2 separate regions of the Homo sapiens genome follow, and region 2 is linked to region 1. The links are chromatin loops, found by intact Hi-C in ENCODE. Cell type or tissue: HepG2. All regions are shown on one strand. Each heading gives the region's core, and the rest is flanking DNA. Links, peaks and the distances in the headings are about the cores only.

Region 1 (5,385 bases), core at 176-5,175:
CAGTAGGAATTTTCATTCATTGATGGTGGGGATGCAAAATGGTCCAGACACTTTGGAAGATAGTTCGGCAGTTTCTTACAAAACTAAACATACTCTTACCACATAATACAGCAATCACACACCTTACTATTTACCCAAATGTGTTAAAAACTTGTCCACAAAAAAACTTGCACAAAGATGTTTGTAATGGCATGATTACTAATTTCCCACACTTGGAAGCGACCAAGACATCCTTCAGTGGGTGAATGACTAAGCAAACTCTGGTAGATCCAGACAATGGAATATTATTCAGTGATAAAAAGAAATAATCTATCATGCCAAGAAAAGATATGGAGGAACCTTAAATGCATATTAGTAAGTGAAAGAAACCAATCTGAAAAGGCCATATACAGTATGATTCCAACAACGTGACCTTTGGAAAAGGCAAAACTATGAAGACAGTAAAAAGATCAGTGGCTGTCAGGGGTTGCAAGGAGAGAGGGATGAATAGGCAGAGCACAGAGGGCAGTGGAACTAACCTGTATGATACTATTATATAACGGTAATTACATGCCATTATACATTTGTCCATACCCATACGATGTACAACACTTGTTAAGCCCTAATATAAACTGTGGAGTTTGGGTAATAATAATGTGTCAGTGTAGGTTCATTGATTATAACAAATGTACTACTTTGGTGGGAGATGTCGATAGTGGAGAAGGTTGTGGGTGTGTGACAGAAGGGGGATATGGGAACTCTCTGTATTTTCTGTTCAATTTTGCTATAAATCTAAAACTGCTATAAAACATAAAGTCTATTTTAAAATACATATAATCTTTATATAATTAAATATATATAATGTTTAATGTCCATAAAAGCACTAGAAAGCCAAGAGAGGTAGAACTAGCTTAGAAAAGAGAGGACTTTCAGGAAGACAAAAAGAATTGATTATGGTGAAATCCAGTAGTGTGAAAAAAAAAATCAAGATAACAGAAATAATGGTTTCTATATTTTAGTTTCTTATTTTTTCAGCAATAACTATAAAAGGAAATATCAGGAAAAATAGATTCCCACTCACAATTGCAACATAAATTATAAAACCTTGGTTGAAATGTAATAAGAAAAACATTAGAGCTAAGTGACAAAACTTTAAAACTTTAAGTCTTAAATAAATTGGTAGGAAATAATTCTGTACATATTAATATAAAATGTAAGTATTTTATATGAATCTGTAAATATAATATTAGTCCCACTGCAAAGAAAAAATCCTAGTGGAAAGAATTTGATAAGATAATTCTGATATTTTCTAGGAAGAGAAAATGTGTTAAGAATAGAACATAGCTGGGCATGGTGGATTACGCCTGTAATCCCAGCACTTTGGAAGGCTGAGACAGGTGGATCACTTGAGGTCAGGAGTTTGAAACCAGCCTGGCCAACATGGTGAAACCCCGTCTCTACTAAAAATACAAAAAAATTAGCTGGGTGTGGTGGCATGTGCCTGTAATCACAGCTACTTGGGAGGCTGAGATAGGAGAACTACTTGAACCTGGGAGGTGGAAGTTGCAGTGATCCGAGATCACACCACTGCAATCCAGCCTGGGTGACAGAGCAAGACTTCGTCTCAAAAAAAAAAAAAAAAAGAATAGAACATAAATTTTAAAAATGAAGAATCATAAAGTGGAAATGATTAAGCTATTATACTGAAAAAGCTTGACACTGAAAGGTTTGAAAATTAAGGCAGTTAAACAAATGAGCTTCTAGTAAAATATCTATATGTAAATTCCAATTCAAGATACAAGAAAGACAAAATATCAAATTAGTGGGGGGAGGATGGACTAATCAACAGATAGCTTTGAGATCATTGATCAATGACTGTCCAGTTGAGAAAAAACATTTTATTACATTTTACATAAAAATACATACACAGGGGTGAGTAGTGGCTTACACCTATAATACAACACTTCGGGAGGCCAAGAGGCAGGAGGATCGCTTGAGGTCAGGAGTTTGAGACAAGCCTGGGCAAAACAGTGGCAAAAAAATCTCTACAAAAAATAAATAAATAAATAAATAAAAATCAGCCGGGCATGGTGGCACATGCCAGTAGTCCCAGCTACTCGGGAGGCTGAGGTGGGAGGGTTCCCCGCTTGAGCACAGAAGTTGTAGGCTGTGGTGAGCTAGGATCACACCTCTAAAGCCTGGGGCAGAGTGGGGCCCCATCTCTTCAAACAAACAAACAAACCATATACAGAAGAAAATAGAAGGACAGTGTTATCATCTTGCTGTGGGGAATATCTTTCTAAGTAAGTTCCTAGAAACAAAGCAAAATGAAAAGCAACTTAATGGGAGGATGTATTTGTAACATATAAAATGACACGGTGTTGATATCTATCATATACAAAAAGCTTCAACAAATCTACATGATAAACAACCGCACAGAAAATGCACAAAATATATGACAAGACAATTCAGAGAAAAGGAAATAGAAATGGTTAAGCATTTGAAGAGATGCACAACTTCACTAATCATCAAGAACACGCAAATTAAAACAAGATACCACTTTTTAAACATCTGGTTTTAAACGATTCCGAGTTGAATATTCAGTGCTGGGAATGGTCTGTGGAATCAGGCACTTTCCTACACTGTAAGTGGAAATGTAAACTGTGATCACCTTTGTCCAAGGCAGCTTGGCAGCATATATCCTGACACACCCCTGGGTCCTGTACCTGGCATAGATTACATATGGGATAATTATTTGTTCACTTAGTGCAGGATTAGTTTCACAAACGGAAAGAGCATGGACTTTGCTATGAGACAGAGAGGGCTTTCATTCCTGGCTTTGCCATTTATTTACTAAATAACCTCTAAGCAATTGACTGTAACTTCCCTGTGTTCCAACTTCTTATCTAAAAAAAAATGGAGATAACTTCCTACCTTGTAGGCTGTGAGGAATACTGAAACAATACATGAAGTGTTTCATCTAGGCTACCAACTTATAAGTGCTCAATGAAGAAAAGACTTTATTCTCCCCATATGATTTTCCTGACAACCCAAGAGAAATCCATTTCCTCAGAAAACTTTATCAGCTTCTTTTTACGTTCTCCTTCCTCCTCATCCAACCTTCTCAGAATTGCCCTTAGGCTCTTGTCTTTTGCCAACACAGTTTATTAGACTCTTGCTACTGAGGATGATGTTCATTACTACATCAGTCCTTTAATAGACTTGACTGCTGTGGGTTGAATTGAGTTCCCCAAAAAGGTGTTTAGGTCCTAACCTCTGGTATGTACTAATGTGACCTTATTTGGAAAAAGGGTCTTTACAGATGTGATCAAGCGAAGATGAAGTCAGAGTGGCGTAGGGTGGCCCTGACCCAACTCAACTGTTGTCCCTATTAAAAGAGGGAAATTTTTAACACAGACACACACAGGGAGAACATCACGTAACTACAGAGGCAAAGAAGGAAGCAACGTGTCTATAAGCCAAGGAAGGCCAAGGAATGCTGGCAACCACCAGAAGCTAGGAAGAGGCAGACACGATCCTTCCCTAGAGCCTGCAGAGCGGATGTGGGCCTGTTGACACCTTAATTTCAGATTTCTAGCCTCCAGAGTGTGAGAGAATAAATTTGTTTGAAGTCATCAAGTTTGTAGTATTTTGTTATAGCAGTCCTAGGAGACTAATACACTCCTGCACAAAAGGTCAATTGACTAATTCTCAGTTTGGTAATAACCAGTGGAACAGATGGAGATGACACAAGGTTTTGGGTAAGTATGGATAAATCCCCTAAAATATAAACTTGGTTTTTCCACATTAAGCTAGGGTTAGAAAAGGGAAGAATGATTATCAGTCTTTGTGTGTGTGTGTGTGTGTGTGTGTGTGTGTGTGTGTGTGCTGCTATAACAGAATACCACAGACTAGGAAATGTTAAAGAACAGAAACTTATTTCTCATAGTTCTGGACACTGGGAAGTCCAAGATTAAGGTGCCAGCATATTTAGTCTCTGGTTCCAAGATGGTGCATCATTGCTGCATTCTCCAGCAAGGGGGAACACTGTGTCCTCACATGGCAGAAGAGTAGAAGAGAGAGCGAGAGAGAGAAAGCCCACTTCCACAAGCCCTTTTCATAGCAGCATTAATCCATTCATGAGGGCAAAGCCCTCATGACTTACAGACATCCCGTTAGTCCACACCTCCCAATTCTGTTGCATGAATTTTGGAGGCATCACTTTCAAACCATAGCAATGTTTAAGGGTCAGATGGGTAAAAAAAAAAAAAAAAAAAAAAAAATTCTAAGGAACAAAACATAAGCTTGTTCTCTCAGTCCACTTGGAATAAGGAAGGAAAATTAAGGGTGTGGTTTTCCAAGCATTAAGCTCCAAAGGCCCCAAATTTCCCTGGCAGGGTGCCAGATGATTGTATGTTCTTAGTGGCCATTAAAGTTCTTCTACTGTGGCTCCAGGCTCCTTTCTTCTTCACTACTTAGTGGTCTAGAGAGATGTAGCAATAAAAATAAATTGATCAAAATTAGTTTAGATGAGTTGGCTAAAACAAAAAATGTATTGAGTTGCAAGGAACAGAAAATCCAGTTAAGGTGATTTAAAAAATAAGGAATGTACTGTCTCACATAGAAATCTAAAGGTAAGAAGTTTCAGGGTTGGTTACTATCGCAGCTCAATTATGTCAGGATTCTGAGTTGCTTTTGTACAATTTTTGACTTTCCCTTCATAGTCATAGGATATTCGGTATAACTCCAGGCATCATACCTACAGAACAACCCCCACAACCAGAAAGCGAAGTTTGTCTTTGCCCATCTCTTTTCAGGAAGGAAAGCCCTTTCTAGCCCAGCATACTCGGTTGTGATGAACTCTGAGCTATCAGAGATAATGGACAATGCATGCCCATGGCATGGTACACACTTTCTTGTTTTTTTTTTTTTTTGTTTTCTTTTTTTTTTTTTGAGACAGAGTTTCACTCTTGTTGCCCAGGCTGGAGGGCAATAGCACGATCTCGGCTCACTGCAACCTCTGCCTCCCGGGTTCAAGCCATTCTCCTGCCTCAGCCTCCCGAGTAGCTGGGGTTACAGGCATGCGCCACCACACCTGGCTAATTTTGTATTTTTAGTAGAGATGGGGTTTTTCCATGTTGGTCAAGGTGGTCTCGAACTCCCAACCTCAGGTGATCCACCCGCCTCAGCCTCCCAAAGTGCTGGGATTACAGGCATGAGCCACCGCGCCTGGCCTAGGAACATAACTTTCATTGTGACCATGTGACTATGCACGTTTGATGCCTGGCTTTATTGTATAATGCACCAACATGGCATTAGTTGCTCAGTCAAAATTTGTACATGGAATCTGGATATAAATCTAGGTGATGTTCTTGTGGGAGGTAGTTTTAGAAACCATACATAGTA
Region 2 (5,385 bases), core at 93-5,092, 63 kb before region 1:
GTTCCCAATAAGTTCCTCATCTCCATCTGAGACCTCCTCAGCCTGGACCTCGTTAACCATATCACCAACAGCATTTTGGTCACAACAATTTAACAAGTCTCTAGAAAGTTTCAAACTTTCCCTCATCTTCCTGTCTTCTTCTAAGCCATCCAAACTGTTCCAGTCTCTGCCCTTTACCCAGTTCTGAAACTGCTTCCACATTTTCAGGTACCTTTATAGCAATACCCCACTCTTGGTACCAATTTTCTGCATTAGTCCATTCTCACATTGCTATAAAAAATGCCTGAGACTGGGTAATTTATAAAGAAAAGGGGTTTAACTGACTCACAGTTCCACAGGCTGTACATAAAGCATGGCTGGGGAGGCCTCAGGAAACTTACAATCATGGCAGAAGGTGAAAAGAAAGGAGGCACATCTTAATGGCTGGAACAGGAAGAAGAGAAAGTAGGGGGAGGTGCTATACACTTTTAAACAACCAAATCTAGTGAGAACTCACCCACTATCACAAGAACAGCAAGGGGGAATTCTGCCCCTATGATCCAGTCACCTCCCATTAGGCCCCCTCATCCAACATTGGAATTACAATTCAACATGAGATTTTGGCAGGGACACAACTCCAAATGATATCACCTACAGACCAAATGAACCTAAGAAACATGTACTGTATTATCCATCCAGCTGGTATAGAATATACATTTTTCTCAAGTGCACATAAAACATCATCCAGGATAAAACATATGTTAGGTTAAAAAATAAATCTTAGCAAATTTATGATGATTGAAATCATACCAAGTATCTTTTCTGGCCACAATGTGATAAAACTAGAAAGCAGTAACAATAGAAAAACTGCAAAATTCACAAATATTTAGAAATTAAACAACACACTCTTGAACTACCTGTGGGTCCAAAAGAAATCAGAAGGTAAATTAGGAAATATCTTGAGACAAATGAAAATAGAAACACAATATACCAAAACTCATGGGATGCAGTAAAAGCAGTACTAAGAAGAAAGTTTATAGTGTAAACTTTATGTATAAAAATATACATATATCTCAAATTAGTAATCTAACCTCAAGGAACTAGAAAAAGAACAAACTAAGTCCAAAGTTACAGAAGGAAAAAAACAATAAGATTAGAGCAGAAATAAATGAAATAGAGAATAGAAAAACAGTAAAAAAAAAAAAAATAAATGTAAAGATTCTTTCTTGAAGAGATCAATAAAATTGACAAACCTTTAGTTATATTAAGAAAAAATCCAGGGGCCAGGCATGGTGGCTGACACTTGTAATCCCTGCACTTTGGGAGGCCGAGGTGGGTGGATCACCTGAGGTCAGGAGTTTGAGACCAGCCTGACCAACATGGCGAAACCTCATCTCTACTAAAAATACAAAATTAGTCAGGCATGGTAGTGTGCAGCTGTAATCCCAGCTATTTGGGAGGCTGAGGCAGGAGAATCACTTGAACCCTGGAGATGGAAGTTCCAGTGAGCCAAGATCACACCACTGCACTCCAGCCTGGGTGACAAAGTGAGACTCCGTCTCAAAAAAAAAAAAAAAAAAAAAAAAAGAAAAAGAAAAAGAAAAAAAGGAAAAATGCAGAAGACTCAAATAAAATCAGAAATGAAAGAGGAAACATTAAAAAAGATAACACAGAAATAAAAAGTATTACAGAACACTAGTATGAACAATTATACATCAACACATCGGTAACCTAGAATAAACGAATAAATTCCTAGAAACATACAACCTACCAAGTCCGAACCATGATAAATAGAAAATCTGAACAGACCTAAAACTAGTAAAATGATAGAATCACAATCAAACACCTCCCAACAATGAAGAGCCCATGACCAGATAGCTTCACTAGTTAATTCCATCAAAATTTAAATAATTAATGCCAAATCCTTCTTAAACTCTTCCAAAAAAAGTGAAGAGAAGGGAATATTTTCAAACTCATTTTATGAAGCCAACATTTCCCCGATACCAAAGGCAGACAAAGAGGCTACAAGAAAAAAAATTCAAGACCAATCTGAATAGAGATGCAAAAATTGTCACCTAGCAAACCAAATTTAGCAGTACATTAATGGCACTATATACCATAGCAAAGTGAAATTTTTCCTGGAATGAAAGGACAGTTCAACATACAAAAATCAATCATAATGACATACCACATTAACATAACAAAGAATAAAAATGACATGGTGATTTCCATAGATGCAGAAAGAGCATTTGAGAATGTTCAACACTCTTTCATGACAAAAACACTCAACAAACTAGGAATAGAAGGAAATTACTTTCCAATAACAAAGGAAATGAAAAGTCCATAGCTAATATCATACTCGATAGCTAAAAGCTAAAAGCTTTTTCTCAAGATCAGGTAAAAGGCAAGGATACCTACTGTCACTACTTTTATTCAACATAGTTCTAGAAGTCGTAGCTAGAGCAATTAGGCAAGATAAAAAATAAAAGTCATCCAAATCTGAAAGGAAGAAGTCACATTATCTTTGTTCACAGATGTCATAATGTTATAAGTAGAAAACCAAAACAATGCCACACAAAAACTGTTAGAATTGAAAAATTAACTCAGCAAAGTTTCAGGATAAAACTACCTAAATCCAAGTTGTGGGATTAAGATACAAAAATCAGTCACATTTCTATACACTACAAAAAATCAAAGCAAACATAAATTAAGAAAACAATCTCATTTACAATGGCATTCAAAAGAGTAAAATACTAAAGAATAAGTTCAAACAAGGAGGTGAAGACTTATGCCCTGAAAACTATAGACTATTGATTAAAAAAATTAAAGAAGGCATAAATAAATGAAAAGACACCATATGTACATGGAATGTACTTAACATTGTTAAGATGTCCACATTACCCAAAGTGACCTACAGATTCAAAGTAATCCTTATAAAAATACCAGTCACATTTTTTGGCAGAAGTAGAAAAAGAATCCTAAAATGTATATGGAACCATAAAATTTAGACAAACAATAGCTGAACCCAAATAGACAAAGCAATCTTGAGAAACAACAAAGCTGGAGGCCTTACACTTTCTGACTTCAAAACATGTAAAGCTACATTAATCAAAACAGTATGATACTGTGAAACAGACCAATGGAACCGAATAGAGAGCCCAAAATTAACCATCTATATACATTCAACAAATTTTTGACAAGAGCACCAAGAAGACAAAATGAAGAAAAGAGAGTCTCTTCAATAAGTGGTGTTGGGATAACCAAATATCCACGTGCAAAAGAATGAAATTGGACCCTTTTCTTGCACCACACATCTGGTTTAGGAGGTAAACATCGTTAGGGAGATGTGATTGTGCTTACTACAAACTGCTTGGTATGTTTGACTTTGGAGCCATGTGAATTTCCTACCTTATTGTAAAACAAAAGATAATTTTTTAAAAGACATCTACAAATTGAGAATAAAACATAACAAATTAACTTAATTGTATACTTAGTTGGAGGCATAAACATAGAGGCTAACTATTCCAAGTGAGTTTAAAACACAGTGATATCATTGCAGCACAAAAGAGATGAAAAACAAAAAGATCAAAACTATTTTCAGTAATCATATTGTTGGTTGCATTTAGTACTGTTATTCTGAAACTATTGCATGTTGTGTGGGTTAAAGGAAATAAACAATTATGTAATACGCTAATTGTATTTACCAGTAACCTTAAGAATTGTGGTTCATATCTGGGAAAAAGGAGATATAGATATAAACCAGAAAATAAGATATTGCATGGATTTATTGGCCAATATCATTTCTTCAGACTAAGGAACACACTGTACAGCCTGTAATGTCCAGCAATAGGCAGAGAGATATTCTCCTTAGAGTAATGGTTTGATAGGGAAGTAGAACAGGCAATTAAAACATTGATTTAAAACCACTATTTAAAAGCATAAAGATTGGATTACACACCTTCATGACTGTGTGCTCACACTCAACACTAGTGGAACTAAAGGATCTAAAATTCTCCATTTTTCTGGTGCATCTGAGGAAGAGGGATTGGAGAGTATGCAGGTATGACTATGCGATTCTTGCCAAGGGGGGAATATGCTGGTATAATGATCCTACTTTTTTCCTTTTCTCCATGTATTACCTCAACTTTTATCTCCCTACCTGATGCAGTGGTCACAGGACCAGGGCTACGACTACAAGTGCTGGAAGTAGGTATAATTCCTAAGAAATCTTATGCTAGAATTCCTAAGGGCCTGATAGAAGTGGGTTGTACTTCACTCCATCTAGCATAATTGGGGTTAGCAGTAAATGCAACTATATGGCCTGGTGGTAAAAACAGTGTTAGCAACAGAAGGCACAGAAATTCTAGACAAATGGGGTAGGTCTCTGGCAAAACCCCACCTTCGAGACAAAAAGCCTGAAACCCACGGCCCAAAGTGAGAACTTCCATTTCTGTTAGCCCACTCTCTCCTGATTGGTTCTGAGTAATGTCTTTTTACCAATTGAATGTTGCCTTTTCCAAAACTACCTACAGCCCCCTTGATCCCATCCTGTGCCTATAAAGAACCCATACTCAGCTGACAGAGAGAAGAAGTGGCTGGACATCAGAAGAAGCAGCTGGACACTGGGGAGAGGCAACTTCGACTTCAGAGATGGTGGCTGGATGAGGCAACTTAACTTTGGAAGAGAGAGGTAGAGAGGCAGCTTGACTTCAGGGGACAGCGACCTGCCCTTCCCATCCTCTTTCCAGCTCCCCTCTCCTCTGAGAGCCACTTTCATTACTCAATAAAATGCTCCACATTCACCATCCTTCAATTCGTCTGCGGGACCTTATTCCTCTTGGGCACCAGATAAGAATTTGGGACTCACCAGGTGCAGGTACCCAAAAAGGCTGTCACACTGGCCCTTTGCCCTTGCTGGTGGAGGGCAGCCACCCCACAAAATGAGGCAAAGGGCCCACTGAGCTGATAACACACTGCTGTCTTCAGACAATGGAGCTAAGAGAGCATTGTAACACGCCCTCTGGGGCCTTGGGGTCGCAGCCACCTCCAGCTAGATGCTGCCATGGGGCCTGCACAGAGTTCACTCCTGCTGGCACTAAAGCAGCTGGTTTCTGCACTTGCTCACCTGCATGCGTCCTCCCATGAGGGGTGAAGCACAGCAGACCCAAGCAAGTGGAATTTGCTTTTGCTGGCACCACAGAAGCCAGTCAGTTCCTGTGCCCGTTTGCTCACAGGCTCCCTCCCACAAGGGGTTGAATGGGGTAGGCTAAGTAAACGAGACACCCTGCCATTAATCCAACAAAGGGGTCATGAAAATATCCTGCATCATCATCCACAGTTTTGCACCTGTTTCACCTTATCCTATGTCAATGGGAATGAACTGAAGGGAAGGAACTTGCTGCTAGA

Evidence for each region. Hi-C counts contacts between places; a loop is a spot of excess contacts. Peaks named below come from ENCODE experiments on the same cell type or tissue, not always from the same donor. Only the 100,000 strongest peaks of a DNase experiment are listed, where the experiment ranks them.
Region 2: it touches region 1 in a loop (4-fold over the local background); 1 of 110 quality-filtered maps calls a loop at or near these places.

What each region holds. Positions count from the first base shown.
Region 1 is chr6:2,256,553-2,261,937 of GRCh38, reverse strand. The region is part of intron 2 of GMDS-DT (GMDS divergent transcript); the gene reads right to left. Among named protein-coding and RNA genes, the nearest start is that of GMDS-DT, 13 kb to the right of the region's middle. In HepG2, for the core only: no CTCF peak of the experiment used is centred there; a DNase peak (open chromatin) is centred at 2,757; H3K4me3 peaks cover 503 bases.
Region 2 is chr6:2,319,176-2,324,560 of GRCh38, reverse strand. All of the region lies in intron 3 of GMDS-DT (GMDS divergent transcript), which reads right to left. Among named protein-coding and RNA genes, the nearest start is that of GMDS-DT, 76 kb to the right of the region's middle. In HepG2, for the core only: no CTCF peak of the experiment used is centred there; no DNase peak of the experiment used is centred there.